Linked DNA regions of Homo sapiens: regions 1 and 2 are each linked to region 3. Evidence: chromatin loops called from intact Hi-C (ENCODE). Cell type or tissue: heart left ventricle. All regions are shown on one strand. Links, peaks and the distances in the headings refer to the core of each region. The heading gives the core; the rest is flanking DNA. Region 1 overlaps CIT (citron rho-interacting serine/threonine kinase). Region 2 overlaps CIT (citron rho-interacting serine/threonine kinase). Region 3 overlaps CIT (citron rho-interacting serine/threonine kinase).

Region 1 (10,303 bases), core at 41-8,040, 76 kb before region 3:
GCCCTCTGCTGAGCCAGCTCTCAGCTTTATTAAAAATGAGGGACTTTTTAAATTTAATTTATTTTAATTTATTAAATTTTATTAAAGAAAGAGAACTCAAGTGAAAAGAAGGAAAGGAATAAGAGGAGGAGAGGGAAAGAGAAAGAGACAGAGAGAGAGGGGAATGAAGCGATCCGGAGGAAGGAGGACAGACAGGGAAAGACGGAAAGACTCAGGAAAGAAGGGAAGGGGGAGGGGAGGGAGGGGATGGGGAGGGGGAGGGGAGGGAGGGGATGGGGAGGGGGAGGGGAGGACCCAAGAAAGAAAGAAAAGAAAGAATGCAACAAAGAAAAGGACAGATAGAAGGATGGAAAGGGAGGGGAAGGGAGGGGAGGACGAAATGAGGACAGAGTAAGAGAAAGGAAAGGGAGAGAAAGAAAGGCAAGGGATGGATGAGGAAAAAACTGCCTGCTCTTTGGAGAGAATGTGATAAAGTTAGACCACGCTAGTATCTGGTGATGGAGAGGAGCATCCCCAAGGGGACTTGGTGGTGCTGGAAGGACATTCTCTGTACCCCTAGTCAAACCTATCCTGCCCCAGAGCTCCATGTACCCTCCTCCAACCCCTCATGGGTCCCTAGTGTCCATGAGGACCCAAAAGGGCAGTGGGCGCAGCCACGACTCACCGTGGAAACACAGCAAGTACTCCTCTCGCTGCCCTGCGCTGTTCACCTGCACGATTGAGACAGGGAAGCTGTTGGAAGAGGCGGCAAACACAGCAGGTGCCAAGGAATGGTCATTCTTATCCAGGAATTCTGTAAAGGCAGGCGAGAAGCGGGGCTTCAGGAGTGAGTTCTGAGTCTCAGCGCGGCCTGAGCCATGGGTGGGTGCGAAAGTGGAGGTGGGTCCTACCCTCGAGCGTGTACTGCTTCATGTCGATTTCGTAGAATTTATTGGTTCCAATGAGGATACTGTAATTGGTGAAGTGGATACAGCTGCAGGGCTCTGAGGTCTCTATCTCCTGAGACATGAGAGCAGAAGAGAAGGATGTGAGAGGTAACACAGGGCAGCCAAGGTCCACAGCTGTTCTGCTTCTGCCTACAGCATCTAGCCAAGCCCTGGAGAACATTGTCACCAAGCTTGTTCACGTTGTCATAGAGAGCCATTCATCTTTTTTTTTTTTTGGAGACAAGATCTCGCTCTGTCACCTAGGTTAGAGTGCAGTGGTGTGATCATAGCTCACTGCAGCCTCAAACTGCTGGGCTCAAGCAATCCTCCCACCTCAGCCTCCCAAAGCATTAGAATTACAAGCTTGAGCCACTGCACACGCCCCATTCACCTTTCATGCCTCTCAGGATGAACAGTGATCCATTTGTTTTCTCTTCCTATTGTTCCATGCAACCCAAAACTAAGAAAACAAGGTCAAACTGCAGCCAAAAAAAGGTGGGGTCAGAAACACCATTCCAGGCTGGGCGCAGTAGCTTACATCTGTAATCCCAGCACTTTGGGAGGCTGAGGCAGGTGGATCACCTGAGGTCAGGAGTTCGAGACCAGTGTAGCCAACATGGTGAAACCCCGTCTCTACTAAAAATACAAAAAATTAGCCAGGTGTGGTGGTGTGCACCTGTGATCCCAGTTACTCAGGAGGCTGAGGCAGGAGAATCGCTCAAACCCGGGAGGCAGAGGTTGCAGTGGGCTGAGATAGTGCCATTGCACTACAGCCTGGGCGACAAGAGCAAAACTCTGTCTCAAAAAAAAAAAGAAAGAAAAGAAAGAAACAGCATTCCAATGAAGAGACAGATCTTGAACAATACAACATTCTTATCACAGGAAAAAAAAATACAGGAAAAATACAACAACTATTAACAGTGGTGGTCAGCAGCAATGGTTTTGGTTTCCTTCTTTTTGCTAGCTTCTAAGTTTCTAGTTTGAACCTATATTACCTATGCAGTCATCATCATGATCATCATTATTGTCATCTTAATTACCTGCTTCCTGATTATTTTTAGTTGTTTTTAGGCCAATCCTAATGTCATCAAAAAACCAGGCACACCTATTCAAAATGTGTGGCCGGGAATCATAAAGAAGCAATGATTTCTGAGAATTTTCCTGAAGCTAACAGTTCAAATTCTAGTGAGCATTATCATCATCACTGAATATTTCTTGGTCACCTACTAAGTATGGGAAAACTTTGAGGAAGCACGATATAGTGAAATGCTAGGAAAAAAAATCAAACTTCAGTTCTGGCCTCAACTTTGTAACTGAGGATTTTCTGCCAGCCTCAGTTGTCTTACCTGAAAATTGGGAATAACTGTCTCTGCTTTTCAGAACTGTGGTGAAAGGTGCTTGTAAAACAGCCAGTTCAGTCCCTTACAGGGTGGGCACCCAATGAACACACCAACTAAACTAACACCACCCTGCCCAGAATGGAACAGTTTCTCTAACAGGTAATGACCCTTATATATTATTCACCCTTCATTTCACTTTTTTTTTTTTTTTTTTTTTTGAGATGGAGTCTTGCTCTGTTGCCCAGGCTGGAATGCGGTAGTGCAATCTCGGTTCACTGCAACTTCCACCTCCCACGTTTATGCAATTCTCCTGCCTCTGCCTCCCACGTAGCTGAGATAACAAGCACCCGCCACCATGCCCGGCTAATTTTTGTATTTTTAGTAGAGACAGGGTTTCACCATGTTGGCCAGGCTGGTCTCAAACTCCTGACCTCAAGTGATCCACCCTCCTCGGCCTCCCAAAGTGCTGGGATTATAGGCCTGAGCCAACATGCCCAGCCTCATTTCATTTTTGAGACTAATCATGAAAGCACCAGAAATATATCAGGCTTAGGAGGAGTGGGACACTCCGAGGTAGGGACATCAGACAGCATTCTCCAGAAGCCAGGCAGATTTAAGGATCTAACACACATCTCGTCCATATTGCAGTCATCATCACAGCTCACTCTGCTCCGAAAAGAAGGAGCTCCCTAATTACATATCAAAATACTGCTAGCACTGGTTATTGCAGAAGGTTATATTAATAGACACCTCTAGAATTTGAGAAAGATTCTGATAAGTGCTACCTGGGACTGCTAGGATCTTAGAAAGAGCCCCCCCTTTTTTTTTTCCACTGGTTTTTCCTATCAGTCAACTTTCTGTTCTAACAAAAGGCTGAACTCACTGGGCTGGATGGGGAGGCAGTTCGCAAATGTGAGAAGAAAAGCAGGAGGGAAACCGCAGCTACTAGTGGCCCTGGGGAATCCTCCACAAAGGAAGGATCTCGCTGACGACAGAGGTCACCCCAGGCTAAAGGCCCGCAGGGTAGAAGGAACCCAGTACAGGCTGTGTCCCAGGACAGTGCACTTTCCACACTGGCTCGCTGAGAGAGCAGGACTGGCTTTCCCACGTTCAACCAAGGCAAGGCCCAGGACTTACTTTCCGGATGCAGTATTTGCTGAGGTTTTCGTTGTAGCGGAGAATGACGACTTTGCTGGGCATGGCTGCACAGATGCAGAGCCCGTTCTCAATCTGAAAAGCAACCAAGAAAAGAAAAAGACTGTCACCAGTGTGATACCGGCTGTGGGGCAAAACTAGGAAAAGCTCTCAGGCTCAGCGCCATTGATGATTCAGACCAGATCATTCTGTGTGGTGGGGGGAGGGCTGTCCTGGGCATCGCAGGATATGAGCAGTATCCCTGGCCTTGACCCACTAGATGCCTGCAGCACTTCAATGTGTGACAATCAAAAATGTCTCCAGCCATTACCAAATGTCCCCTGGTAAGGCAGAATTACCCCTGGTCGAGAACCAAGGCTTTACCTGGGATCCAGAGAAGGCCTCAGGGAGGCACCTGACACCACACACCTTTCCCACACATGTGCCTTCTGCTGGAGACAGAATCTTTTGACAAACTTCCCTTGTGAGGAGGGAGAAGACAGAATGAGGGAAGGGAGAGGAAAGGTGGTAGAGACTGCTAAACGAATTTAGAGAAAATTTCTTTTCTTCTGAGACGGAGTCTCACTCTGTCGCCCAGGCTGGAGTGCAGTGGCATGATCTCGGCTCACTGCAGCCTCCACCTCCCGGCTTCAAGCCATTCTCCCACCTCAGCCTCCCAAGTAGCTGGGACCACAGGTGCGCACCACCATGCCTGGCCAATTTTTGTATTTTAAGTACAGATGGGGTTTTGCCATGTTGGCCAGGCTGGTCTCGAACTCCTGGCCTCAAGTGATCCGCCTGCCTCGGCCTCCCAAAGTGCTGGGATTACAAGTGTGAACCACCACACCCGGCCCACATTTAGAGAAAATTTCAATCCAAAAGGAAAAGTTCTTAGCTAAGAACTCATACACGTGCAGAGTTCTACATCAAAACGCTCTTTTTCTAGAACAGCTGAAACCCTTTTAACGTCTCCTGCTACAACCAGATGTTTATCATTCACCAAATGAGGCTTACTGCTCAAATTAGTCCTGGCACGAAGGTCAGCAGCTGGTACAGTGGGAGAATGAAGATGGGCCGGGATAAGGGAGGAACACACAAGAAAAGGGAAATTGTTAGCAATGTTCTATTTCTTGGACTGGGTAGTGAGTGTGTGGATGCTTACGACATTATTAGGCTTTATGATTTACATATATGTTCCATACATTTTTTGAACAGTTCAGATATTAGAATGAAAATAATTTCTAATTTAAAAAACTAATTTTTATTAGCTGGGCATGGTGGGCATGCCTGTAATCCCAGTTACTCAGGAGGCTGAGGCAGAAGAATCACTTGAACCTGGGAGGCAGAGGCTGCAGTGAGCCAAGATCACACCACTGCATTCCAGCCTGGGTGACAGAGTGAGACTCTGTCTCAAAAAAAAAAAAAAAAAAAAAAAAAAAAAAAATTTTGGCCAGGTGCAGTGGCTCATGCCTGTAATCCCAGCACTTTGGGAGGCCAAGGTGGGTGGATCACTTGAGGCCAGGAGTTCGAGACTAGCCTGGCCAACATGGTCAAACCCTGTCTCTACTAAAAATACAAAAATTGGCCTGCTGTGATGGTGCGTGCCTGTAGTCCCAGCTACTTGGGAGGCTGAAGAGGGAGAATCGCTTAAAGCCGGGAGGCAGAGGCTACAGTGAGCCAAGATCGTGCCGCTGTGCTCCAGCCTGGGTGACAGAGCAAGACTCTGTGTCAAAAAAAAAAAAAAAAAATGTTGATTGAGCGGCTGAATGAACAAATGTGCAGTGTGCTCTCTTCTGAGGGTCAAAATGCGATGGTTTTCAACAGCAGAACGCCAGTAGCCTCAGGGGGTCTATAAACACCTGATTCAGACTTAATTAAAGTTATACATGTACATGTATATATACCCGCAAACACTCTTTTTTATTATTTTCTACTTTAACTTTTAAGTTCACAGGCACATGTGCAGGTTTGTTGTATCAATAAACTCATGTCATGGGGGTTTGTTGTACAGGTTATTTCATCACCTGCGTATTAAGCCTAGTATCCATTAGTTATTTTTCCCGATCCCCTCCCTCCTCCCACCCTCCACCCTCTGACGGGCCCCAGTGTGTGTGTTCCCCTCTATGTGTCCATGTGTTCTCATCATTCAGCTCCCACTTATAAGTGAAAACATGTGGTATTTGTTTTTCTGTTCCTGCATTAGTTTGCTTAGGATAATGGCCTACAGCTCCATCCATGTTCCTGCAAAGGACATGATCTCATTCTTTTTTAGAGCTGCATAATATTCCATGGTGTATATGTACCACATTTTCTTTATCCAGTCTACCATTGATGGGCATTTAGGTGGATTCCATGTCTTTGCTATTATGAGTAGGCTGCAATGAACATACACATGCATGTGACTTTATAATAGAATGATTTATATTCCTTTGGGTATATACCCAGTAATGGGATTGCTGGGTTGAATGGTATTTCCATTTTTAGGTCTTTGAGGATCCCCACACTGTCTTCCACAATGGTTGAACTAATTTATACTCCCACCAACAGTGTATAAGTGTTCCTTTTTCTCCACGACCTCACCAGCATCTGTTATTTTTTGACTTTTTGACTAAAGAAGCAAACAAAGGTATTTTATGTGCCACTTTTCAATATGCCAGAAGCTACAAATGAATTAACTTGAGTTCTCATGAACTTTGTTATGTAAATGTCATAAATTCGAATTTTTAAATTTCTAGTAATGAAACATACTTTCATCTAGTTCAGACATGGAGATCCACATTAGATTTTTTTTAAGGTTCATCTCTCTCTCACAGACACAGCAGACATACACACGCACATGCAAACACACTTATTTTTAAATTATGGATCATCCTTCTAGTTTTGTTAATTTTATTCCCATTTTGCTCTCAGACATTTATTTTAGATTCAAAACCTGTACAAATTTCATGGCTACACAAATTATTTCACGTGCCTAAAGGAGGCAACAGAAATTTAACCTAGTTTGAGGATGTACAATTGTGAAAGTTGTCAGAATCAAAATGGAGCTGCCAATGTTAACAAAACGCTGACATTAGAGCAGGAGGAGGCCATGAAGAGAGGATTCTCACACTTGTGTGCCTGATAAAAAAGAGACTCGACGAAAACCACAAAGGCCATTGCAATCTGTTTTTTTTTTCCCTGTCACCAGGCTGGAGTGCGGTGGCGCAATCTCGGCTCACTGCAACCTCCGCCTCCTGGGTTCAAGTCATTTTCCTCCCTCAGCCTCCCGAGTAGCTGGGATTACAGGCGCCCGCCACCGTGCCCAGCTAATTTTTGTATTTTTAGTAGAGACAGGGTTTCACCATGTTGGCCAGGATGGTCTTGATCTCTTGACCTCGTGATCCACCTGCCTCGGCCTCCCAAAGTGCTGGGATTACAGGCATGAGCCACCGCGCCCGGCCAGGCCATTGCAATCTTACACAAAAAATACTTCTGCAAGGACATCCGCCCAGTGACTATCTGTCCAACCTTAGACAAGCGTCAGTCTTGTTATTAATCTTTGAAGCCAAGGATAATTATTTCAAAAAGACTATGGAATCCTCACTTACAAACCTCTGTCTTCCTTTATCTCCCTAGATACCCACATAGTTTACAATGGCACGTGTATTCCCATTGCAAAGCCCTGTTCCCAAATCAATCTCTTTTCTTTCAAGAGAGCCCCTCTCTGTTTGTTATTTAAGTTGACACTATCTTGAAGGTCAAATCAACGAGCTCTGTGGGAAGAGAGGTAGTGTCAATTTCCAGAACATTCCACCAGCTAGGACTCTGAGGGGAGCTTACCTTGCCTGCCCCAAACAAGTGGCAGCCCTTGACAGCTTCAAAAATGTTGGGTGAGATGTCGGGCTGGGCAGGCAGGTGGGACTGGGCCAGGGACTGTTTCACTTTCTTCACGTCCACAAGACACAGTGCCCGCTCTTCTCCTGAACAGGAAAAGGAACAACCTCTCGTCAGTGTGAAGCCGTTAAGTAAAGGTACGGGATGGTGGTTCTAGTTCTAGTCACAAGTAAAAGTCACAAGAGGCCACACAGATGATCTGAGTTTTCCACAAATCCATATAAACACATTTTAGGTCCATGATTTATTTATTTTTTTTTTTTAAATTTTTGAGACAGAGTCTTGCTCTGTTGCCCACACTGGAGTGCAATGGTACAATCTCGGCTCACTAAAACCTCTGCCTCCTGGGTTCAAGCAATTCTCCTGCCTCAGCCTCCTGAGTAGCTGGGATTACAGGTGCATGCTACCACGCCTGGCTAATTTTTTTTTGTATTTTTAGTAGAGATGGGGTTTCGCCATGTTGGTCAGGCTGGTCTCAAACTCCTGACCTTGTGATCTGCCCGCCTCAGCCTCCCAAAGTGCTGAGATTACAGGCGTGAGCCACCACGCCCGGCCCAAGTCCATGATTTAAATCTAAGACAATAACATTTGGCCTTTTAGTCAAGATTCTGAGGAGGGTGGAATTCTGCAGACATAAAATTGGAGAATGTGAACTGTACTTTCAAACATGCTCCCCAGCAAAGTAAAGAACGAATGTGTGAGGGAGGAATGAGGAGGCATTCTATGAAAAAACAGACTTGGACTATCCAAATATGTGGATGTCAGGAGAGACAAAAGGCTGAGGAACCGTTCAGATTAAAGGAGACTAGAGAGACATGATTAAATGCAATGCAAATTCTGGGACATTATAGAAGCCACAGGTAAAATCCAATTATGGGCAGCATAGCGGATACTTGTATTATAGTAAGGGTAAATTTCCTAAATGCAGAAATTATAGTATGTGAAACTATTCTATATGATACTCTATGTGTGGATACATGTCATTATATGTTTTTCAAAACCCATAGAATGTATACCACCAAGAAAGAACTCTATAATGTAAACTGTAGACTTGGGGTGACAATGATGTGTCACTGTCAATGTGTCAATGTAGGTTCACTGACTCTAACGAACGTATCACTCTGGTGGGGGATGTTGGTAGTGGGGGAGGCTATGCATATATGAGAACGGGGGTATATGGGAACTCTCTGTACCTTTCAATTTTGCTGTGAATCTAAAACTGCTCTAAAGAATAAAATAAGGAAGAGAGGAAGAGACGGAGGAAAAAGAGCTGAGATTAAGAAAGGCCAGTTCTTGTCCATAGTATGTCAGTCCCCGGATCCAGCCATGCCTGAAACAAGACCTAACTGTTGTTGTTTTGAACACTGAATCGATATATTACTCTTTTCCCCTTTAAAAATAATGTCACTAACACAGACAGAGAGAAATAAACTGTACCCTGGTTATGTGACAGAATGTCTTCAATCCTTAGGTTGATATACTGAAGAACTTGGCGTCATACCTGCAACTAACTCTCAAATGGTTCAGGAAAGAGAGAGAGAGAGAGAGAGAGAGAGTGTGTGTGTGTGTGTGTGTGTGTGTGTGTGTGTGTGTGTGTGTGTGTGTTAAGAAGACAGAGAAAAAAATTATGACAAAATATTAGCAAATGGTGACTTGAGAGAGATCACAGAGTTAACAGAGCAAGCAAGCTCTCAGAAGGTCAGGGCCCACGGTGGTTTCGTTGCAATCAGGACAAAGGGTTTGGCTTTAGATAGTCTTCGAGGCTTAGCACTCTTCACTTGGCCTAACAGTGGGATGTTCTTTGGGAATGTCAGACTGTGCTAAACTGGATACTGGAAGGGAACTGAATCTGGACAGAGGGGGTCCATTAGCTGAGGCTTGGGCATCTATGGGGACACAGAGATAAGAGCTACAACGGCTCCTCTCTACTATTTTGTGTTTTACGAGCATGAAACGTGGCTTCAACATATTGGCTCCCTTGAAAGTAAAGAAAAAACACCATGTCCTTGGCCTCACACCTGCTATCATGAGTAGCTTCTCCAGGTCCTTGATAATATAAATTTGGAAGACTGCTCCAATTCCTGGGACATGGGTTAGGGAGTTTTTCAAGACATTCAGGGCGTAGAGCCCTTCCTCGGTGCCCACCAACACCACCTGCAAGGGCAGAAGTCCGAAGGCAGAACATAAGCACGGTCACGTCACCAGAACAATCTCTAGTAAGAGCAACAAGGCCTCCACAGCCCTTTCTTTCTTGATGGGGTGTGGCTGTAACCAGACACCAGCTGGCCGTGCCCATGCAAGCATTACCTGGTCACTGAAGGGCAGCGTGCAGTTCATGTCTAGACGGTCATCACCTTCCAGTTTCAGCAGGGAGTTTCCAAGCAGTTTCTTTTCATAGGTGAAAGAAAAGAAAAACAGAAGACATCGTGAGGCTGATCTGTTTATGACCAAACCATCCAGAGAAACCAAGAGAAGGTTAAGGCCAAGTTATTCCTGGAAATGCTCAGAAACGCACATATGCTCTTAGCTCAGCCCGTATTTTGATCTGAGCTCCAAATGCAAAATGCGAGTGCTATTGGTATCTCTGGGGCAGCTGTTAATTAGCATCTGAGTTATAATTTGGCTGGGATGCAGAAATAAGGGAGGGTAGTAGACATGGAAAGCTATTCTGTAATAAGAAATAAGCTGAAGCTAAGGAGATTTCACCTGCGCAGGGTTAATAAGACACATGAAAGACTCCTTCCCCCATAAGGCTGCAGCAGAAGTGCAAAGGCGCCGTGTTAGCAGCGAGCCAGCACGCCTCTGCATCTCTTTACCTGAACCCAGGCAGGCAGAAGCTCGTAAGAAACACAGTCGCGGGCCTATTGTACACATATTAACAAGGATTTCAGTAAAAGCTCACGTGTGAAACGACCAACAAGTCATCCAAACAGGTCTAACCACTGAGTAAAGCCCTTTTCAGGAGGCTTGTGGTTAAGAATCTGCCAATTGCTAACACATAAAGTGTTTATTAGGAGTGAAGAGTCTGAA
Region 2 (10,303 bases), core at 2,037-10,036, 85 kb before region 3:
TGGTCTCGATTTCCTGACCTCGTGATCCACCCGCCTCGGCCTCCCAAAGTGCTGGGATTGCAGGCGTGAGCCACCACGCCCGGCCAGGAAGCTATTTCTTAAGGTACATTTTCTTCCTAAATTCCTGTGTCTCGCAAAGTCTGAATTACAGTCATGGAGTTCCTTTTTTAAACAACAGTGGCCCCGTGGGGGCCTCAGTTCCCCAAGTCACTCCTGGCCTCCGCAACAGACACACAGGCCTCGGAATGCTGCCTCACCTTGTTCACCTGGGACAGCGGGGTCCTCACGGCTCCCGCAGGCAGCCGGCCCCTGCTGCTGTCTTCAAACAGCCTCCCGGGGGACCGCTCTCTCCGCGTGCTGAGCATCCGGCCGGGGGACTTCTCTCGCTCCAGGGGGCGGCCAGGAGACTTGTCCCTGCGCAGCTCGGTCCGCCCCTCGCGGTAGCGGTGGGGTGTGCTTGGCTCTCGCGGGTGGCTGGGGCCTTCGGGCGGCGCTGGGCTGGAGGCCACGCGCTTGGTGATGTGCTCGTTGTACGTGGGTGGGCCTCGCTTGTTGGGGCTGCTGGCGACACAAGAGGAACGTAGGGAGCTGCGAGGCCACAACCCCAGAGGGGCATTTTCCTTCTTACCTGAGCAACCCCCTCCTTGACCCAGCCTCACCACTGATTATCAAGAGATTAGACCTGGAGTTCTTTGGACTTTGCCTGCATTTGATTTTGGTAGCAAAGACAGGGAAGAGAGCAAAGATGGCAACAAAAGACAACCCACCTTCCTCAGTGCAGGCTTTCATTTACTGAGCACCTACTGTGTGCCAGGCCTGTGCTAAGTTCTTCATCTGCCATCTCTCATTATCTCATTAAATCATCACAGCAGCTCCTGAGCTATGAACAAGCATGACCCTCACTGTACAGGCAAGAAAATGGGGACAGACAGGAGTTAGGTGACTTGCCTGAGCTAATGAGTGGTAGAGCTGGGATTCCAATAAAGACCAGTTTGATAGGCCAGGCGCAGTGGCGCACACCTGTAATCCCAGCACTTTGGGAGGCCGAGGCAGGTAGATCACGAGGTCAGGAGATCGAGGCCAGCCTGGCCAACATGGTGAAACCCCGTCTCTACTAAAAATACAAAAATTAGCCGGGCGTGTTGGCGTGTGCCTGTAGTCCCAGCTACTCAGGAGGCTGAGGCAGGAGAATTGCTTGAACTGGGGAGGCGGAGGTTGCAGTGAGCCAAGATCGGACCACTGCACTCCAGCCTAAGTGACAGAGCAAGACTCCGTCTCAAAAAAAAAAAAAAAAAAAAAAGACCAGTTTGATGTCATAAGCCCCATATAATATCCTACTGACCTACTATTTCCCAGAGCCTAGAAGGCACAGAAGGAAGTCATCAACTAGGAGGTCAGCCTACTAAGACCCAGAAGTCAGGGACCCACAAAGGCCCTCAGTGCAAGGAAGCAGTTTGGAGAAACCCTGTACTGATCACTGTTAACTGCCATGTCTGTCCCACTCCTGGGCCTCGTGTTTGGTCACCTCTGCCCCCATGTGGCTTTCCAAGAGTCTCTGACACCTGATGCAAATGCAGATGCTCAGAAGGTGGATGGTTCTCAGTCATGACAATAAGACGACCGAGAGGTGTAGGGATCAGGCCTGATAGAGTCAGGAAACTGAGCAGGGCAGACAAAGTAAAGCGGGCTCAGAAAACGTCCCAGGCCTCAAAGGTTGATAATTAGTAACCAAGCAGTTGAAAACACTGCGGCCTTTTTGTACAACCCAACCCAATCCTCCACCCACTCCTGGCCTGGATATTTCAAATGAAGATTTCAGCAGACCCAGGGGCCAAACTCCCTCTCTGAAGATGTAGTAAGACCTACAAACACAGAGAGAACTGAAATGTGGCCTTCTGAGTCAATTCTTTCCCACCCTTGATCAGCTCTAAAAGTACTAGGGTCCCTATTATCTCAGCATAATTTGTGCTTGGAAAAGGCCCTACTTAAAATGGAGGAAAAAAATTACAGTGAATATTACTTGAAAACATATTTTGTTTGATTGAGGCTTTATCTTGGAATATAAACTTATTTTATGCTAGATATTTTTAGTATTTAAATTACAATGCAATTACATGCTGATTCCAAAAATGAACCAAGCATGAATCACAGAATGATTTGTTTTGTGCTAATTGTCTCAACAAAATTGCTGCTAACATGCTCTGACACCAACGTTGGACACATTGGACTTTTGCAGTGGATCCTAAAGAAGGCTCTTCAAAAATATTTGAAAAAGCCGGGCACAGTGATGCATGCCTGTAGTCCTAGCTATTAGGAAGGCTAAGGAAGGAGAATTGCTTGAGCCCAGGAGTTCAAGACCAGCCCGGGCAATATGGCAAGACCCCGCTTCTAAAAAACTAAAACTAAAAATTAAAACAAGAAAAGTGTTTTCCCAAAGGACTATCTTAATCCTTGATATTTAAATCCTTCTCATTGGAAGAGGCTATAATTTTATCAACTTGTTCATTTCTTTCTTCAATTATTGGTCTAACTGTATCAGAACCTCTTCTGTCAACGTCCATAATTGAGAAGCGACAGCAAAGACAGTGTTTATTGTGGAAGGAGAGACTCTAGAACAGGCTTGAGGGCCAAATCCGGAAGATGCTTGTTTTTATAAATACAGTTTTATTGGAATGAAGCCATGCCCATCTGGTTATGCATTGTCTTACAGCTGCTTCCGCATGACCACAACAGGGTTGAGCAGCTGAGACAGAGACCATATGGCTCACAAAGCCGAAAATATTTACCATCTAAACCTGTGCAGAAAAAGTTTGCCAATTCCTCCTCTACAATATAACAGAGAAGTTGGTGTGCAGAGATAATTTCATAAGGGCTCAGTTCATAGTGAATAGTTTCATGCCATGCTCTTGCTTTCCCATGCAACTGTAACGTTTGGAGATTCAGACAACGAATGCTCAGAAGGCCAGAACCCCTGTCTCTGCAGCAGTAAGATTTAAGATAACTCAGATTTCAACATCTTGAAATCAAGGTTTATATTCATCTCTAGCCATATGGCTTTGAAATCTGGAAGACAAACAAAAAAATAAATTCCGAGTAGGAGAACTACATTAAGCCTACTTGTAATGGAAAAGAAATGATAAGATGTGTCCACAAGAAACTATCATAAAACAAATGAGAGGGTGCTCACTGGCCAGGGGAAGAAGGATTGCTCAAGGGAAGGCCATTCAGGACGTCAGCTGAGATTAACGGGAGGAAGGAACACACCCGTCATTCCAAGCCAAGTGGGCAGTCTTCCATCTCCTTATCCATTAATGACCCATAATCTACCACATCAATTTTATGGTTTTTTGGCAAGGAGTTACGTTTCCTGCTCTGCTAAACAGACCAGGGCAACGAAGCCTGCAGTGAATCAGACCCAGAAAGCCAACCTTCTACATTCTCAACTGCCCAAAGAAGTCAGCGACCAAAAGATCATTCTATAAGCCAAGAGATAACCAACTACTGATTTTCCAGACATGCCACAGGAAAGCAAACACTTTTCTGCCCCTCGTTCTCAGGAACTGGAACTGTTTTGATCGCACAGTAAGCAACTCCTTTGAGAGACTATATAATCTCAAAAGCAAGGTGCCTGGCCACCTATCCAGTGAGGCAACGGAGGAAAAAAATCTAATTACAATATTTCAATGTGTTTCTGGCATGACTTGGGAACTACTTAAAAAAGATCTAGACATTTTCAGGGGAGGACTGTGGTGCACTGAGCAGTCACTCTTGAAGCAGGGCCAAGCCAAGAGTTAGGAGCATTTAATTATTGGCACTTCTGGTTTTTCAGCAAGTTCCTCAGGTTAAAACCACACTAACCAAACATTTCAGATTAATTAACTCCTATACATCAACAAAAGAGAGATTATTCATTAGGACAGTCTTGCCCAAGATCTTGGTATTTTGTAATATTAGTTGTGGTTCTTCCACCAAATTATGGGCTCCTGGAATATAAGAACATGCTTTCTACATCTCTGTATCCCCAGCCATAGACATTATGTCGGGCACATGGTATGGAGTCCACATAACTATTTAGAAGGTAGACACACCTTATAATAATCCAGAAGATTATCTTAGGTCATTTATTCCCGGGGTTAAATAATCTCAGACCTTCTTTGCAGGCCAAGGTTTCAAACTTCCTACACCTCGAGCTGGATCTAGCTCCTAGCACTGTGTCAAGACGAGGCCAGTCCCACTTCCACACGCAGCTGGTGGGATGGCAAATGGGAGAAGCCTTCAGGGCAGAAAACTCCACACTGTCCATCAGATTTACAAATCCACATCAGCCATCACCCATTCACCCACACTTTTCTAGGAATTTATCCTACAGATAGATTCCTCAGCATGTAAAATGACGTAAGGAGAAAGTCATTTATTGCAGCAACAGATTGGAGACAACTCGAACAGCCATTAATGAAGAAGCAGTTAAACCAATTAAGGTACAGCCCTGATAAGGAAGGTTGTGCAGGCATCTGGGGAGAAATGAATGAATAACTACTTCTCACACTGACACGGAGCAATCGCCAAGACACATCAAGGTACAGGAGAGTATGCAGAATATGCTGCCACTTGTATTAAAAAGGAGGGGTGGTTGCGTGTAGTGGCTCACACCTGTAATCCCAGCACTTTGGGGGGCCAGGGCAGGCAAATTGCTTGAGCCCAGGAGTTCAAGACCAGCCTGGGCAATGTGGTAAAACCCTGTCTCTACAAAAAATACAAAAATTAGCCAGGTGTGGTGGCGGGCGCCTGTAGTCCCAGCTACTCGGGGGGAGGCTGAAGTCGGGGGCTCTCTTGAGCCCAGGAGGCGGAGGTTGCAGTGAGCCGAGATCACGCCACTGTGCTCCAGCCTGGGCACAGAGTGAGACCCTACCTCGAAAAAAAATAAATAAATAAAAATAAAAAATAAATAAACAAGGAGGGGAAGGGCACTTCCAGAATGCCAGACTAAGGACCTCTCACAACCTGTTTCTCCATAAAAGCAACAAGATCACTGGCAGTTGTCAAAATCAACTTTTCAGAGCTCTAGAAATTAACCCTAGCCCTTTGCGCGGCCACTCTCGAGGCAGGGTCAAACCAAAAGAGTCAGGAGCACGTGGGTATTTGGCACCTCTGCTTTTCCAGCAAGTTCCTGGGATCAAAACCACACTGAACAAGCATGTTGCAAAAAAGGCCTGCAACAATTCAAAGAGTGTTTATGCAAGAAAAACAAAGGAATCTCAGCAAGAACCGAATGTTTTGTGACATTCAACTTGCCCCATACCCACTCCCCTCTCCCCAGATCTGTGGAAGAGTTGAAACCAATGTCCTTGGAACCACAGTAGCTGTGAAAACCAGCAGTCTAGTAGCCACTAGAGGGAGCAGATCAGGATTGAAGCTCCCCAAAAAGCCCCATCCCCAGAAAACTGTTGCTATCTGACCTGCCTAGCGACGCTCCGTGGAAAAGACCCATTCTCAGGGCAGTGGATCTGACTGTACATTTGGTTGTACAGTTGTCCCTTGGTGGCCTGGGGGACTGCTTCCAGGACTTCCTGTGGGTACCAAAATCTATGGATGTTCACATCTCTTATATTAAATGGTGTAGGACCAGACACAGTGCTTCAAGCCTATAAACCTAGCACTTTGGGAGGCCAAGGCGGGCAGATCACTTGAGCCCAGGAGTTTGAGACCAGCCTGGGCAACATGGTAAAACTCCATCTCTACAAAAAATACAAAAATTAGCTGGGTGTGGTGGCACACACCTGTAATCCCAGCTGCTCATCAGGCTGAGGTAGGAGGATCACCTGAGCCCAGAGGTCGAGGCTGCAGTGAGCTGGTACCACTGCATTCCAGCTTAGATGACAGAGACCCTGTCCCAAAAAAAAAGTAGGGGGAGTGTATTTGCATATAACCTACACACATCCTGTTGTACACTTTAAATCATCTCTAGATTACTTATAACACCTAATACAATGTAAATGCTCTGTAAATAGCTGTTATACTATATTGTTTAGGGAATAATGACAATTTGTAAAAGCTTGAACATGTGCAGTACAAACACAATTATTTTTTCAAATATTTTCAATCCATGGTTTATTGAATCTACAGAGGCATAACCTATAGACAGAGAGGGCTGGCTGTATTGGCATAAAGGATCCCTAAACGGAAACACAAAAACTTCAAAAAATTGGTTCCTTCCCAGGTGGGGACCTGGGGAGAGGGAGTGAGGAGAGTTAGGAGGCAAGAGAGACCCAGAAGAGAGGCTCTGTACTGTACACCTTTCTTATCCTTTGAATTCTGTGCCCTGTGGTTAGATTATCAATTCAAAAAGAAGTAAAATTTAAAAAGAATGCCTTTTAAGAAGAGGCCTTTTTTTGGAACATGCTTGTTCAATGTGGTTTTGATCCCAGGAACTTGCTGGAAAAGCAGAGGTGCCAAATACCCATGTGCTCCTGACTCTTTTGGTTTGACTCTGCCTTGACAGAGACCACTCAGAGGGCTAGGGTTAATTTCCAGAGCTCTGAAAAGTTGATTTTGATAATTGCCAGTGGTCCCGTTGCCTTTATGGAGAAACAGGTTATCAGAGGTCCTTACTCTGAAATTCTGGAAGTGCCCTTCCCATCCTTTTTTGATTTTGAGATAGGGTCTCACTCTGTGCCCAGGCTGGAGTACAGTGGTGTGATCTCAGCTCACGGCAACCTCCGCCTCAAGGGCTCAAGCAGTCCCCGCCACCTCAGCCTCCAGAGTAGCCGGGATTACAGGCACACACCACCACACCTGGCTAATTTTTGTATTTTTTGTAGAGATAGGGTTTTACCACATTGCCCAGGCTGGTCTTGAACTCCTGGGCTCAAGTGATCTGCCAGCCCTCACCTCCCAAAGTGCTGGGATTACAGGTGTGAGCCACCGCACCACCTCCCCTCCTTTTTAATACAAGTGGCAGCATATCTGCATACTCTCCTGTACCTTGATGTGTCTTGGCGATTGCTCCATGTCAGTGTGAGTTCTTCATTCTTTTCCCCAGATGCCTGCACAACATTCCTTCCCAGGGCTGTACTTTAATTTATTTAACTGCTTCTTTATCAATGGCTGTTTGAGTCCAATCCTGTTCAGGAGGTCTCGCATTCCAGGGAAGGCACGAGGCTGGCCAGGAGTCCCTGACCTGCTCTCACGACCTCACATCTCTGGACCTCCAGGCATGGCTTGCCTTCCCTCCTGCCTGAGCACCCCTCACTGGTCTCCCTGCCCCCACCTCGTATCTGATGGGAAATCCTCCCTCACCTCCACGTCCAGGCTTTCAACCACCCCACCAGGGCCTCATCCTTCCATGCCTTAATCTCTGATTGCCAGCATCTCTCCCACTGGGCTGTGAGTGCCATCAGGGAGGGGCTACATCTGCTTTATTCACCATTCTCCCTCCCCCACAAGCCCAACAACTAGCACCGCAGAATACCTGCTAAAGCAATAAATGCCTAATTTGTGCTCCATTTCTCACCAAGCCAATGAAAATACCCAGGAGAGAAAGATCAGACCTCTCCCCTCTGACTTTTGCAAGGTGGTATTTTCTAATTCTCCTGATGCTCATAATGGTCTGTGTTATTTCAGTGCCGCAGATCGCAAACAAATGAATGGTTTGAGCTTAAGAACAAAGTGAAGATTGGGAAACATTCTACTGGTTTAGTATCACTTCCTTCTGCCTTGCAGAAAAGCACGTTGCCCCTGGTACTGAGGAAGAGGAGAAGCTGGTTACCTGCGGGAGGTGGACGGGCCCCGGTGGTGTTCAGTGCCGGACTCCTTCACGAGGTTTCCCTTGCAGCAAATGACCCTTAATTTATCCTGGTATGAGGACGCCAAGTAAATCGCTCCTGAGGAAATGGCAGGGCCCAGGTAGCGCGGGTTCGGGATGTCCAGGTACGCTCGGGCAGGGGTCCTGCAGAGTCCCAGAGTTCCAGTTACCTTCATTGCAGGCTACCTCCATTGCTAGGCAAGTTAGGAAGGAACATGCGGCCGGCCCCAACACCTACCCCAATAGCTGAAGTTTTCCACGCATGGGAGGACAATGCTTACCCTGCTGAGGAGCGTGCCTGGATCTCAATTACTTCGAGTGAGTTGAAGTGGGTCACAAACAGATAGGGTTCTCTGTAGGCTGTGTGATCACCATGCAGGCACAGTGTGGGCCAAAGAATGGTGAAAAGAGGGAAAATCAAAATCTGACTGCAATGCATTCTTTGACCCAGCAATCCTGTGTAAAGCAACTCACCCAACAAATACATATCTATGCGCCAGAACAGTCATGCATGTTCGAGGATATTCACTGCCGTGTGGTTTGTTACAGCAGAAGATGGAAAACAACTCAAGTGTACAGTGTAGGGATTGGCTAAATACATTATAATACATCTGGCTGGGCGTGGTGGCTCACGCCTGTAATCCCAGCACTTTGGGAGGCCAAGGCAGGTGGATCACCTGAAGTCAGGAGTTCGAGACCAGCCTGGCCTACATGGTGAAACCCCATCTCTACTAAAAATACAAAAATTAGCCAGGCATGGTGGTGTACACCTGTAATCCCAGCTACTCAGGAGGCTGAGGCGGGAGAATCACTTGAACCCAAGAGGCAGAGGTTGCAGTGAGCTGAGATGGCACCACTGCACTCCGACCTGGGCAACAGAGGGAGACTCTGTCTCAAAAAAAAAAAAAAAAAATTATAATACATCTATGGAATTCTGTGCAGCTGTAAACATGCATGAAAAGGCTCTCTTTGTACAGATATGAAAGAATGCCCAAGGTACACTGCTCAGTGCAAAAAGCAAGGTTCAGAATCATGTGGGAAGTATTCTGCCTTACTGATTTTTAAAAAGCTGGAAAAAAGAATATATATATTTTATGTGCTAGTATTTGCATAAAGTACTGGAAGGACAAGAAACTCATATGAGCTTTTTTTTCTTTGGAGGAATAGCGATGGAGAATTTGGGAGATGGACTCTCTGGGTGAGACTTTTCATTGTATACCTTTTAAAACTGATTGTAAACATCTTCAAAGAATTCAATTTTTAAAAAGACTAGGTTCGGGCTGGGCGCGGTGGCTCATGCCTGTAATCCCAGCACTTTGGGAGGCCGAGGCGGGTGGATCACCTGAGATCAGGAGTTCAAGACCAGCCTGGCCAACATGGTGAAACCCTGTCTCTACTAAACATAGAAAAAATTAGCCGGGTATGGTGACAGGCGCCTGTAATCCCAGCTACTTGGGAGGCTGAGGCAGGAGAATCACTTGAACCCGGGAGGTAGAGGTTGCAGTGAGCTGAGATTGTGCCATTGCCCTACAGCCTGGGCAACAAGAGTGAAAATCCGACTCAAAAAAAAAAAAAAAAAAAAGACTGGGTTCTATTTTAAAAAAAAGACTGGGTTCACAGCTATTTAGACATTGCTGGTCTTCTTAATACTCTATCTCTGCATGACAGTGTCACTGAAACTAGAGCACACAGGACTGGAAATATTTTCTGCCTTAAAGGGAAAAAGCACTATTATTCCTTGTGGCAAGACTTGGTATTAGACTTTTAAAGTCATGGGCTCTGGTATGCGTGCCCCGGTGCAGTTCCCTGGCCTTGAATCTGGGCTGACTCTGCGGTCTGCTCTAACCAGTAGAGCGTGGTGGAAGTGAGCACGCTTGCCAGCTTCCGCTTCTATATTCTTGGAAGAAGCCAGCGTGGAAAGCAACAAGGCCTCCAGCCACCAGCCGCAGCTAAGCGCCCACATTATGGCCAGCACTCATTGCGTGCCATGTTTGTGAGCCTGTCTTGGGCTTTCTAGTTGTCCCAGTGGCCCTGCTGATACCACATGAAGCAGAACTGTCCAGTCAAGCCACGGAGTTGGGGCCAATAATAAGCTGTTGTTTGAAGTCACTAAGCTTTCAGATGGCTTGTTATGCAGCAAGAGAGAAACAAAATAGCCTCGAAGGGTATCTGGGCCACGACGGCATTTCAGAACATTCACACAGATACGTATGTACATACTTGTATGTGTATGTGTGTTTAGTCTTTGATCCAACAGTTCCACTTTTAGGAGCTTATAATCAGGGGGTGCTATCTAACAAGTGCAAAAAGATTAGTACAAGGATGTTCATCGTAGTGTTGTTTACACTTACAAACAAAACGGGCATGGCCTTACTGCTTTGCCTAATTAGAACTGGTTAAGTGAACAGGTGTTCAGCTATGCCATGGGACACTCTGCAGCCTTTGGAAATGACTGAAATAAATCTACAGGAATTGGGCTCCTTTCTATCATGAGAGCCTAGC
Region 3 (9,909 bases), core at 1,910-9,909:
CCAGCCTGACCAACATGGTGAAACCCCGTGTCTATTAAAAATACAAAAATTAGCCAGGCGTGGTGGCACATGCCTGTAATCCCAGCTATTCAGGGGGCTGAGGCAAGAGAATCGCTTCAACCCAGGAGGCGGAGGTTGCAGTGAGCCAAGATCACACCACTGCACTCCAGCCTGGACAACAGAGCAAGACTCCATCTCAAAAAAAAATTTTTTTTAATTAAATAATTAAACAATGAAATAAAAGGGCCATTAGCACAAACTTTGCAGGATGCTATAAACCAAATCCACGCCCCTTCCCAATCACGTGACAACCCCATGGCTCCTCCAGCCTTCTGCAGGGCAGGCCTCCTGCTGGCAGAAAGCAGTTTGGGTGGGGAACTACTTCTCTTACAAATGTGCATAAATGAGGTGCCAGGCCCCCTGAGGCGAGAGATGCAGGCCTCTTGGGTTCTGTCGTAGTATAATTAGAACTTTTACTTGAGAGTCTCACACAGCTTGGTTTTTAAAAATAAACACTGCTGACATGTCTCAAAAGGAAAAACTATATTCAGAACTCTGATATTTTCAGGTAATCGCTCACTCCCCCTTCATTTTCCTCAGCGCTGGGTGACTAATTCTGTTTCTTTCATCTTTCGTGCTCTGGGACAAGGCAAAGATGTTTGGAAAGGAGGTGGTGGGGGGTAAGTTCCTGAAAAATCACCTTGGGCTTACCTTCTCCAGTTTCTCTTGGAGCTCCTGAATTTTGAGCTGCTGCTCAGCATTGATCTATAATTAAAATCCCAGGAAATAAAGCAAAAGGCAAATCAGCATTAACATCTTGCTACATTTATTGCAGTCCTATTCTCTTGAGGTTTCTATGGGGTCTTTTTCTTTGGGTTTCCAGAACCTATTAAGGGAGAGGAAGAACAGTGGCCTCTCAGGGAAGACTTTGTCCCAGTGCAAAGCTCCATGTTGATGATGCATGTAGGACCAGCAACATACAAATGGCAAAAAGAGAAAGTCGCTCAGTCCTTTAAAACAATAACAATTTTCCTATACTTTTTACTAAGTGTCTGGGTTTGTTGCTGTGGGCAGGTGTGACAAAAATGAGCTGTCTTTTACCTCTTTTAGAGCCATAAAGTCATATGTGGTCACCCAAAGGTGGACTATCAAAATAAGCCTCGAAGAGAGGTCTCTATTCATTGATGAAGAATACTCTTCATCAATGATGGGCCACTGATAATAACATGAAAAAAGTTATCTACCCAAAATATTAATAGCAAAACCAATCATGGAAAGTATACCTTCTCCAGTTTCGCATATTCTCCCACTTCAGGCTTCCCTTGATCCTTAGCCTGTAATTAAAAAGACACAACATATTGGGAAATCTCAACAACCTAAAAAAGTCGTGTAGACTACTTTCTTGGTCTCTGTGACCAAGATAATAATAGTAAATAAGAATAATGTTATCTTCTGTAAATAAAGACCAAGAGTTTTCCAAGGTATCCTACTATTTCTCAAACTAGGTTGTTTCTCATTAAACTAGGTTCTCCTTTTTCTTGCTAAGATCATGTACAATTTTACCCAAAAAGCACCCTCCTGGAGGGTGGCTGACTACCTTCAACAGTTTATGCTGACATTCTGTCGCTTTCCGCTTGAATTCTTCAGCAGCAAGCCGAGACTCTCTCAGCTCAGATTCGTAGAGATCACTCCGTCTTCTTGCTGAGACAAGATCCTCTTCCAACTGATTCATCATCAACCTCATTTCTTCCACTTGAGCCTGGTACTCCTAAAGAGCAGGCAATGAAATAAAAGAGAACTTTCGAACTCCGAAAAGAATAGACAGGCAGTGAGGATGGAAGAGTATTAACCACACAGGGAAGATGCACAGTGAAGAGAGACTGGCAAAGAAAAGACCTGGCCAGGTGCAGTGGCTCACGCCTGTAATCCCAGCACTTTGGGAGGCCAAGGCAGGTGGATCACCTGACGTCAGGAGTTCAAGACCATCCTGGCCAACATGGTGAAACACTGTCTCTGCTAAAAATACAAAAATTAGCTGGGTGTGGTGGTGCGGGCCTATAGTCCCAGCTACTTGGGAGGCTGAGGCAGGAGAATCGCTTGAACCCAGGAGGCAGAGGTTGCAGTGAGCCGAGATCGCGCCACTGCACTCCAGCCTGGGTGACAGGGCAAGACTCCGTCTCAAAAAAAAACAACCTACAGACCTAGAGACGAGGGGAGTAGAAAGATGGACCCAGAATGAGGCACCAAGTAGGCAAAGGTGAGAAGTGTAGGGTGAAGATGAGGGAGAAAAAAATATTAAACCTTAAAACTGTTTTGGCCGGGTGTTGTGGCTCATGCCTGTAATCCCAGAACTTTGGGAGGCTGAGGCAGGCGGATCACAAGGTCAGGAATTCGAGACCAGCATGGCCAACATGGTGAAATCCCGTCTCTACTAAAAACACAAAAATTAGCCAGGTGTGGTGGTGGACGCCTGTAATCCCAGCTAGTCAGGAGGCTGAGGCAGAAGAATCGCTTGGACCCGGGAGGCGGAGGTTGCAGTGAGCCGAGATCGCGCCACTGCACTCCAGCCTGGGTGACAGAGCAAGACTCCGTCTCAAAAAAACAAAAAAAAACAAAAAAAAACACTTTTAATGTAGAGCATATGTCATTAGCAAAACCACCGGGAACACACATGCAAATCACACCATACGAAATGCACAGAACCTTAAGGCCTAACACAGGAGAGCCAAAAGGGATGTTCTTTAAACAACAAGGATAAACTGCTTACATGTAGTTTTCCGCCAAGGGTAATCATTTATATAGACTTGTCCTTTAGAAGTCATGTGCTCCTAACACAAATTGGATATGGTACTAGTTTTAAAATTAACCTTTCAGACAGCACAAGAGGGTAATTGAAAATCTCAGTGGAAAGAATTCTGGAAGGTGAAACTCATCATGTCAGTTTCTCACCATTAATTTTTCTGGGCTCAAAACTGAATGATGACCGTAACATCACTCCTGCAATGCAAGTCACCCTGAAATCTGGAAGAGTCACAAAACACTGGCTTCGGTCAAAATAACTTGTGAGAAAAATTCCAAGGAAAGAACCTTCCTGTTCCCTTGAGCAAACCCTTTAAGTGATCCAAACAGCCCAACCTTTTCCAAAATGCATTTCTAAAATCAAAACATTTACATTGAAGTTTCTCAGAACTGGGCTCACCAAAAGAAATGGCCAGTGATTTTGAAAACTTTTGGACAAAGTATAAAAATATTCTGTGTTAGCAAAAATCAAGGCTAAGTATAAGGATTATGAATGAGCATTTATGTAATCCAAGGTGACTTGTGGGGTGAGGACGAGAGAGATACAAAACGAAATGAACAAGGAATTGAATCAAGAATGTCTTTAAAAATCACAATATTCAGTAACATCTCTGAGATCCACTCTCCCAAGAAATAATTGGTGAGGAATATTTGAATATTTCTCCCAAGAAATAATCGACTGAGCAAGGATATTCTTTTAACTGATAAATTGCAATTTTTGAATAACAGGGTATAAAGGAAACCTTTTATCCCATTGTAGCAGGTGACGCCCCCCCCCCAGAGCATATTAAAGGGGATGTGCTGCTCTTATGAAAATTGGATGGTTTCCATGCAAGCACACCTCTCCCTCTATTATCTGTAAAGGAGAAAGGAAAAAACAGCCCAAAATGGAACACGGGTCTCATTTCACTCTCTCCCACCCAAAAGCATACTGTTATTGAAGGTCAATCCTCAGAATCATGGGGCACACAGGTTTCCTGGGTCATGCATACTAAGCAGGCAATGCTGGATTATATAACCAAAGATCTTTATAACCTGCTCACAATTATCTAAACTCACAGGGCAGGCCGGGCATGGTGGTTCACGCCTGTAATCCCAGCACTTTGGGAGCCCGAGGTGGCGGATCACTTGAGGTTAGGAGTTCAAGACCAGCCTGGCCAACATAGTGAAACCCCATCTCTACAAAATATACAAAAATTAGCCAGACATGGTGGTGAGCACCTGTAATCCCAGCTACTTGGAAGGCTGAGACAGGAGAACTGCTTGAACCTGGGAGGCAGAGGTTGCAGTGAGCTGAGATTACACCACTGCCCTCCAGCCTGGGTGACAGAGCAAGACTCTATCTCAAATTAATTAATTAATTAATTAATTCACAGGCCAGAACATGAGCTGTATGTGAAATGGAATATCGGTTTTTCTGGACCCCCTCAAGCAGAGCCATATTATGGCTTTCATAACTGTGAGCACTGAGCCTGTCTTGCCTTCCTCCATAAAAATTAAAATTAAAAATTACATTTTACAGTTGTGCTCCTATAAATACAAAAATATTAACATCATCTATGAAAACAGTGTCTTTGACCTAAGCCCAACTTTTTTCTTCTGATGAAAAAATTAAAACATTTTGTGAGACCCTAAAAGTAAAGTGGTCCCTAGATACCGTGCCTGCTAGAGCTAATGGGAAAGCCAGTCCTGGCTACAGGCATGGACACCAAATCTTGAGCATCTTTTGTCCTCAAGCTCACTTTTCTTTCTTGAATTTATGTCGGCGAGAAGGGAATGTAATTTTTGTGTTTTGTCAAGAGCAAGGACAGAGTGTCTGTTCCTTCCCCCCAACATCTCTCTTCCCTGAGCTGTCAGCACATAAGAGGGAGGAAGGCAGGAATCAGGCAACCACTCTGTCAGCTCTCCAAGCTCTCGGGGCACCCAGTCTCCTACAAGCATCAAAAGAAAATTCTAACTCATTTGTGGATCCTTTGATATTGTGCAGGATACTTCAAGGAAATCCTATAAATCTAGCAGCTAACCAAATCCCTGCTTCAGGAAAAACCTGAGAGGTGATCATCAGGTCTGTTTGCAAGATCAGCTGAGAGAGAGCTGTGGTATCTCAGGATGGAATGAAAGACTGGTAGGTGTGAGTCAGGTCAGGATGGGGAACTGCAGACAGGTTTCAAGGCCCACCTAACGCAAGTCTTCTGAATGGAGCTTCAGAATTTTGTGGGGAGGAAGGATCAGGTATGATGCAATTCACTCAGAAACCATGGAACACAAGTGACTTTTGTGTTACCCACACTTTTGTCTCCTTTCCTGAGTAGGGGAGCAAGGAAGAAGCTGAAATTGCTAGTAATGATCTAGGAATCAAATTTCACATGAGTCTTTGAGGTGTTTTTCTTTTAAACCAAATCTAAATATTCTAGAGGGGGTAGCTAGGTGGAAGTAAAATATTTTTTAAAAAAATGAAGAGCCGGCCAGGTGCAGTGGCTCATGCCTGTAATCTCAGCACTTTGGGAGGCCAAGGCGGGCAGATCAGGAGGTCAGGAGTTCGAGACCAGCCTGACAAACATGGTGAAACCCCATCTCTACTAAAAACACAAAAATTAGCTGGGTGTGGCGGCGTGCACCTGTAGTCCCAGCTACTCAGGAGGCTGAGGCAGGAGAATCACTTGAACCCAGGAGGTGGAGGCTGCAGTGAGCCGAAACTGCACCACTGCACTCCAGCCTGGGTGACAGAGCGAGACTCCATCTCAAAAAAATAAAGAGCGATATAGAAAGTTAGATTTTTAAGAGAAAGATCAGGGAATAAATCCCAAGTCTAGAAAAAATCAATATGCCACAAACTAAATACTGAAAGTTTGCTGCAAGCATTAAAAGCTTTCTCCCAGTCTGCAAACATCCTGCTCTCACAAAACTTACCAAAAGTCATAAAATAAATCCTTGTTCCGATGAAAAATCAAATCTGAAACCACGTTTCTTCCCCACAATGGAACTTTTAGCAGTCATTAAATCTAAGACTCCACATGCATGCCAACTGTGGTATGAATCATAAAAGACGTGTCTTTGAACTCGGCCACCAACATACACCTTTTCAAAACGTCCTGATAATTCCGTTTCTAAGGAATCTATGGACACCAGCTGCTCCCTCTGGTGGCCAAACACAGCTTTCATTTCCCCAGGATGTCACCAAAAGTAAATTTCCAGGTATGTTGAACTAATGGGAGAAAATGATTCCTACCTCTTGAAACTTTTAGGATGAAAAACTATGTTGATAAAAGGAGCATGAGTCAACTGTCAAAGCAGATTTCTCAAAGCCAATGTGCAGCCTTCAAAACCTCTAAGACTGCATTATTCAGAGATCTGATGATCCTTTACAGGGTTTCCGTCCTATGCACGTTTATTTATAATGTTTTTATCAAGCAACAGAATATTAACTGATCACAACTTTAAAATATTCAGATGATAAATATGCCAACAAAACTCCAAAGACAGTAATTCTTTTTTTAAAGAGTAATTAATGGATAGAGTTATTTGCAGAAGTTTCTTGCATTAGCTCCAGCCAGATGGCTAAGTTTGTGCTACCCAGAGACAGAAATGTTCATTTCTATCAGTGTTTCCATTAGATTTTCTGAAGTGAATGAGAGTTGCCTGGCAGCTGATAGTTCAGCTCTCCAATTGCTCATTGCCATCTCTTCATTAAAGTCTCTATTTACAGTTTTTCAAAAGACACAAAAATCCATGCTAAAAAGGAAACAATGAGGCAATACAAAAATGAGCCATTTAGAAAGAAAACCCGTTTAGAAAGAAAAAAAAGAGTGGGCTTTTTAAAGGTCTCGATTCTCCTTTCTGAAAACACAGGGGACAGCCTTCTGCACTCAGATAGGCAGTGTTAATCCTGACTTGACCTTGACCAGAATGGTTCAAATTTCTCTTCTAGAATATTTCTTTATGTAAGTAAAACTATGAATTAGCCTGGCTTCACTCAAAAACTTAAAAGTGCATCTGAGAAGCTATTAAAACATTTAATTGTTTTTAACCATCTAAAGCAGGGATTGGCAAACTTTTGCTGTAAGAAGCCAGATAGTAAGTAGTTTCAGCTTTGCAGGCCACATGGTCTCTGTAACAACCACTCACCTCTGACTCTGTAGCCTGAAAGCAGCCAGGGCCGATATGCAAATTACCAAGCATGGCTGTGTTCCAAAAAAAAAACACTTTATTTATGGAGACTGAAATTTGAATTTCATATAAATTTCAAATGTCATGAAATATTGTTTTACTTTTGATTTTTTTTCCAACTGTTTAAAAACGTAACCCCATTCTTAGCTTGTGGGCCATAGAAAATAGGTGTTGGACCAGCTTTGCCCCACAGGCTGAAGTCTGCCCACTCTTGCTCTAAACCTACATCTTTATTTTTAAAAGCAGACATTATGGGGTATCAGCTTCAAAAGGAGCTGGAACAAGCATTCTATGATGTATATAAATTATGAGAAATCTGAAGTTTCTGAATGACCTACATACCTGTCTCTCTTCCACTCTGCCCCCACCCTTTCTCTCTCTCCCTTTCTTCCTATTTCTCTCTCAAACACGCCTCTCCTGAAATTAGAGGTCCAAGCAAGCCGAGATGCTGCTGTGCTCCCAGGCAAGCAGGCCTACCTGCTCTTTGATTTCTTGGAGCTTCCGGCTCTGCTCTCTGATATCATGGAGAAGCTGCAGTGCTTTGTCATCCTCCTGGGACACCTCCATCCGTGCTTGCTCCAAACTTCGCTTTAAGCTCTGCAGAAAGCAAAAATTTTAATAGGGATGCCCTGTGGATCCTGCTTTGTTTGAAAAGACTCATTAAGAGAGCTGCAAGCTGCTTCGCAGACACCAGGACAGTTTCGAGTGACGGACCACAGTTCACAACTTCCAGTTGGTTGCCGACTCCGGTTTCCATCCTGTAAAACCCCTTGGTTCAAGAAACATCATCTCAACCTGGTGACCTTAGGGATCCAGCCGGAAACTGCATCAGCCTGTCTCCTGCCACCATCTACCTGTCCTAGGAGATACTTACTTGCATGTTCAGGACTAAAACCTATTAAGACCCAGTAGCTATTACAGCCACCATGTGGATAGCTACAAAGTGTTTTCTACAGTTATTTGTGGGCCCTAAAGTACATATGCCTCTTTCAAAGTAGCAATGACTTCATATCCTCTGCCCAGTTGTCATTTAAGACTCCAAGTGGTCTATTTCTACCTCCTGGCTTATTTTTCCTGGACACCTTTCATCCATAAGAATCCCTTAATGCTTCAATGGCACTGAAATCTATATCTGAAATACATAGCTGAATAACTTCACCCACCACTGAAAGGCAGCCAAGTCTGGAATGGAAACATAGCAGTTATTCTTAATCAGCCACGTTCTATAGATTTCCTCTCCCTTGTGAAAAAAACTTTAGAAATGTGTGATTCAACTTCTTGAGACTGTTTAATTGGGCACATTAAAAAACACCTGAATGAAAAATTTAACAAGACAATGGAGAAGAAGACAGTCTACTCTTGTGAAGGAAAGAAAAAATGAAAGTCACATGGTAAATAATGACAGAGGGTCTGGGTTTTCAAGGCTATTTTCTTGTCACTACACTGGTTCTGGCCAATGGAAAATTTGATGTCAGGAAGATTGAAAGTAAGTTTTCTTGTACATAGTTGGGAGTCTGGTTCTCAAGGCTGCTCATGTCAGACACAACGCAGACCACAGAGGCTGGGATGGGAGATGTTAAGATCTTTTGCAACTTGCGGCAAAGATGGATTACTCCCATCTCCAGACTCCATGGTACCAGCCGTCTACCTGCACTTTCTGCTGGAAATGAGTCCAATCTCATTTCTTGGGGACCTTACGCCTGGCTCTCACTACTCTGCAAAACACAGATCTTGCTTTTGTGCTCTCCCTCTCTCTACTCTCTGCCATTGGCTGTGATGTGCCTCATGGAGCCATCATGAAACAGGATGAGACACACACAACAGGAAGTGCCACCTCCAAGGGAAGGGGGCTTCAGGGAAGGCTCACACTGCATTCTGTGATGTAGGTAGCAAGGTCCTGCTCCAGGAGGGATCTCTGAGTCTCAGAGGCCTTCAGCTCCACCTCCTTCTGACTAAGCACAGCCTCCACCTCTGACACTCTCCGATGTAACCGGGTCATTTCCTGCTCCATCTGAAATAAACACATCGACAGGTTAAAAAGGCCCGTGGAGGTTCATTAGGAGCAATCACATCTCAAGTAGCCTCCGAAACCACCTGGTGGTCTGGGCTAAGGCTAATTCGCCAAAAGTTAAGTTGGGATGGAAATACCATTGTTTCTTCGCCCAGGAGCGCACAGTTCTTCGTTAAGGACAGTCACCAAATGCTAAGTCACTCCTCTCATTCAAGTCCCGGTTCACACTTGATCACTTCTCTAACCCAGTTAGCAAGGAAGCCACAATCATCATTTTTCACCTGTTTGCTTTTGTTTTTGTTTTGTTTTTGCAGACGTCACTTTAATTTTATCCCAAATCCATCTTGATCCCCCCCCATCTCCTTGCAAAGATCTAGAGGACAAATCCAGGACAGGGCAAGGAGATATTTATTCGTCTGCACTCTTAGGAGTCCCAGGCAAGCAGTGACTTATTAGTTTCCAGAGCGTTGCCTCTGGGCAGGAACAGTGAATGTTAAGAGACGTTGAGCGTAATCAACACAGTGGCCGCAGTGACATAAGCAGGAGTTTTAAAAGACTAGGAAGAGAGACTTCGCATCACTCAAAGCAGATGGGATGTATCTCAGCCACAGGTGAGGACCCAGGCCACCTGCCGGAAGAAGCAGACATCTGGCTGGGTCATGCTGAGAAACGGACTGTTTAAATCCAGGGCCTCCTCTGGTTTAGATTTAAAGGATTTACAGCAACAGCAAGGCCCGAATTCATCTCCCTCTGAGCTGCTGGAGGCGCGACTTCAGCGAAGGCAGGAGCGCCTCACTCTCTACGGATCAGGCGGCTCAGAGCCAGCAGCGGCCCCGGGCGGATCCCTTGGCATATACGGACGGGAGGATCCTGGAGCAAGGAAGGAGGCCGGCTGCGGAAATAAATACCTTGTGACACTTGTCCTGAGAGTC

The links. Peaks named below come from ENCODE experiments on the same cell type or tissue, not always from the same donor. Only the 100,000 strongest peaks of a DNase experiment are listed, where the experiment ranks them.
Region 1: a loop joins it to region 3, with 2.7 times the contacts of the local background. A loop is called at or near these places in 20 of 110 quality-filtered maps.
Region 2: a loop joins it to region 3, with 2.2 times the contacts of the local background. A loop is called at or near these places in 18 of 110 quality-filtered maps.

What each region holds. Positions count from the first base shown.
Region 1 is chr12:119,700,960-119,711,262 of GRCh38, forward strand. CIT (citron rho-interacting serine/threonine kinase) reads right to left here. Exons shown (of 48, transcript NM_001206999.2): 38 at 9,581-9,661; 39 at 9,292-9,427; 40 at 7,220-7,359; 41 at 3,404-3,496; 42 at 891-999; 43 at 665-793. Among named protein-coding and RNA genes, the nearest start is that of MIR1178, 7.6 kb to the right of the region's middle. In heart left ventricle, for the core only: no CTCF peak of the experiment used is centred there; a DNase peak (open chromatin) is centred at 3,289; H3K27ac peaks cover 1,306 bases.
Region 2 is chr12:119,689,894-119,700,196 of GRCh38, forward strand. CIT (citron rho-interacting serine/threonine kinase) reads right to left here. Exons shown (of 48, transcript NM_001206999.2): 45 at 8,083-8,161; 46 at 7,766-7,945; 47 at 258-561. Among named protein-coding and RNA genes, the nearest start is that of MIR1178, 19 kb to the right of the region's middle. In heart left ventricle, for the core only: a CTCF peak has its summit at 5,385 (motif pointing right); no DNase peak of the experiment used is centred there; H3K27ac peaks cover 1,621 bases.
Region 3 is chr12:119,775,075-119,784,983 of GRCh38, forward strand. CIT (citron rho-interacting serine/threonine kinase) reads right to left here. Exons shown (of 48, transcript NM_001206999.2): 11 at 9,886-9,909; 12 at 8,834-8,977; 13 at 7,444-7,563; 14 at 1,598-1,768; 15 at 1,284-1,334; 16 at 712-765. Among named protein-coding and RNA genes, the nearest start is that of MIR1178, 66 kb to the left of the region's middle. RefSeq lists an enhancer at 161-762. In heart left ventricle, for the core only: a CTCF peak has its summit at 5,941 (motif pointing left); a DNase peak (open chromatin) is centred at 9,787.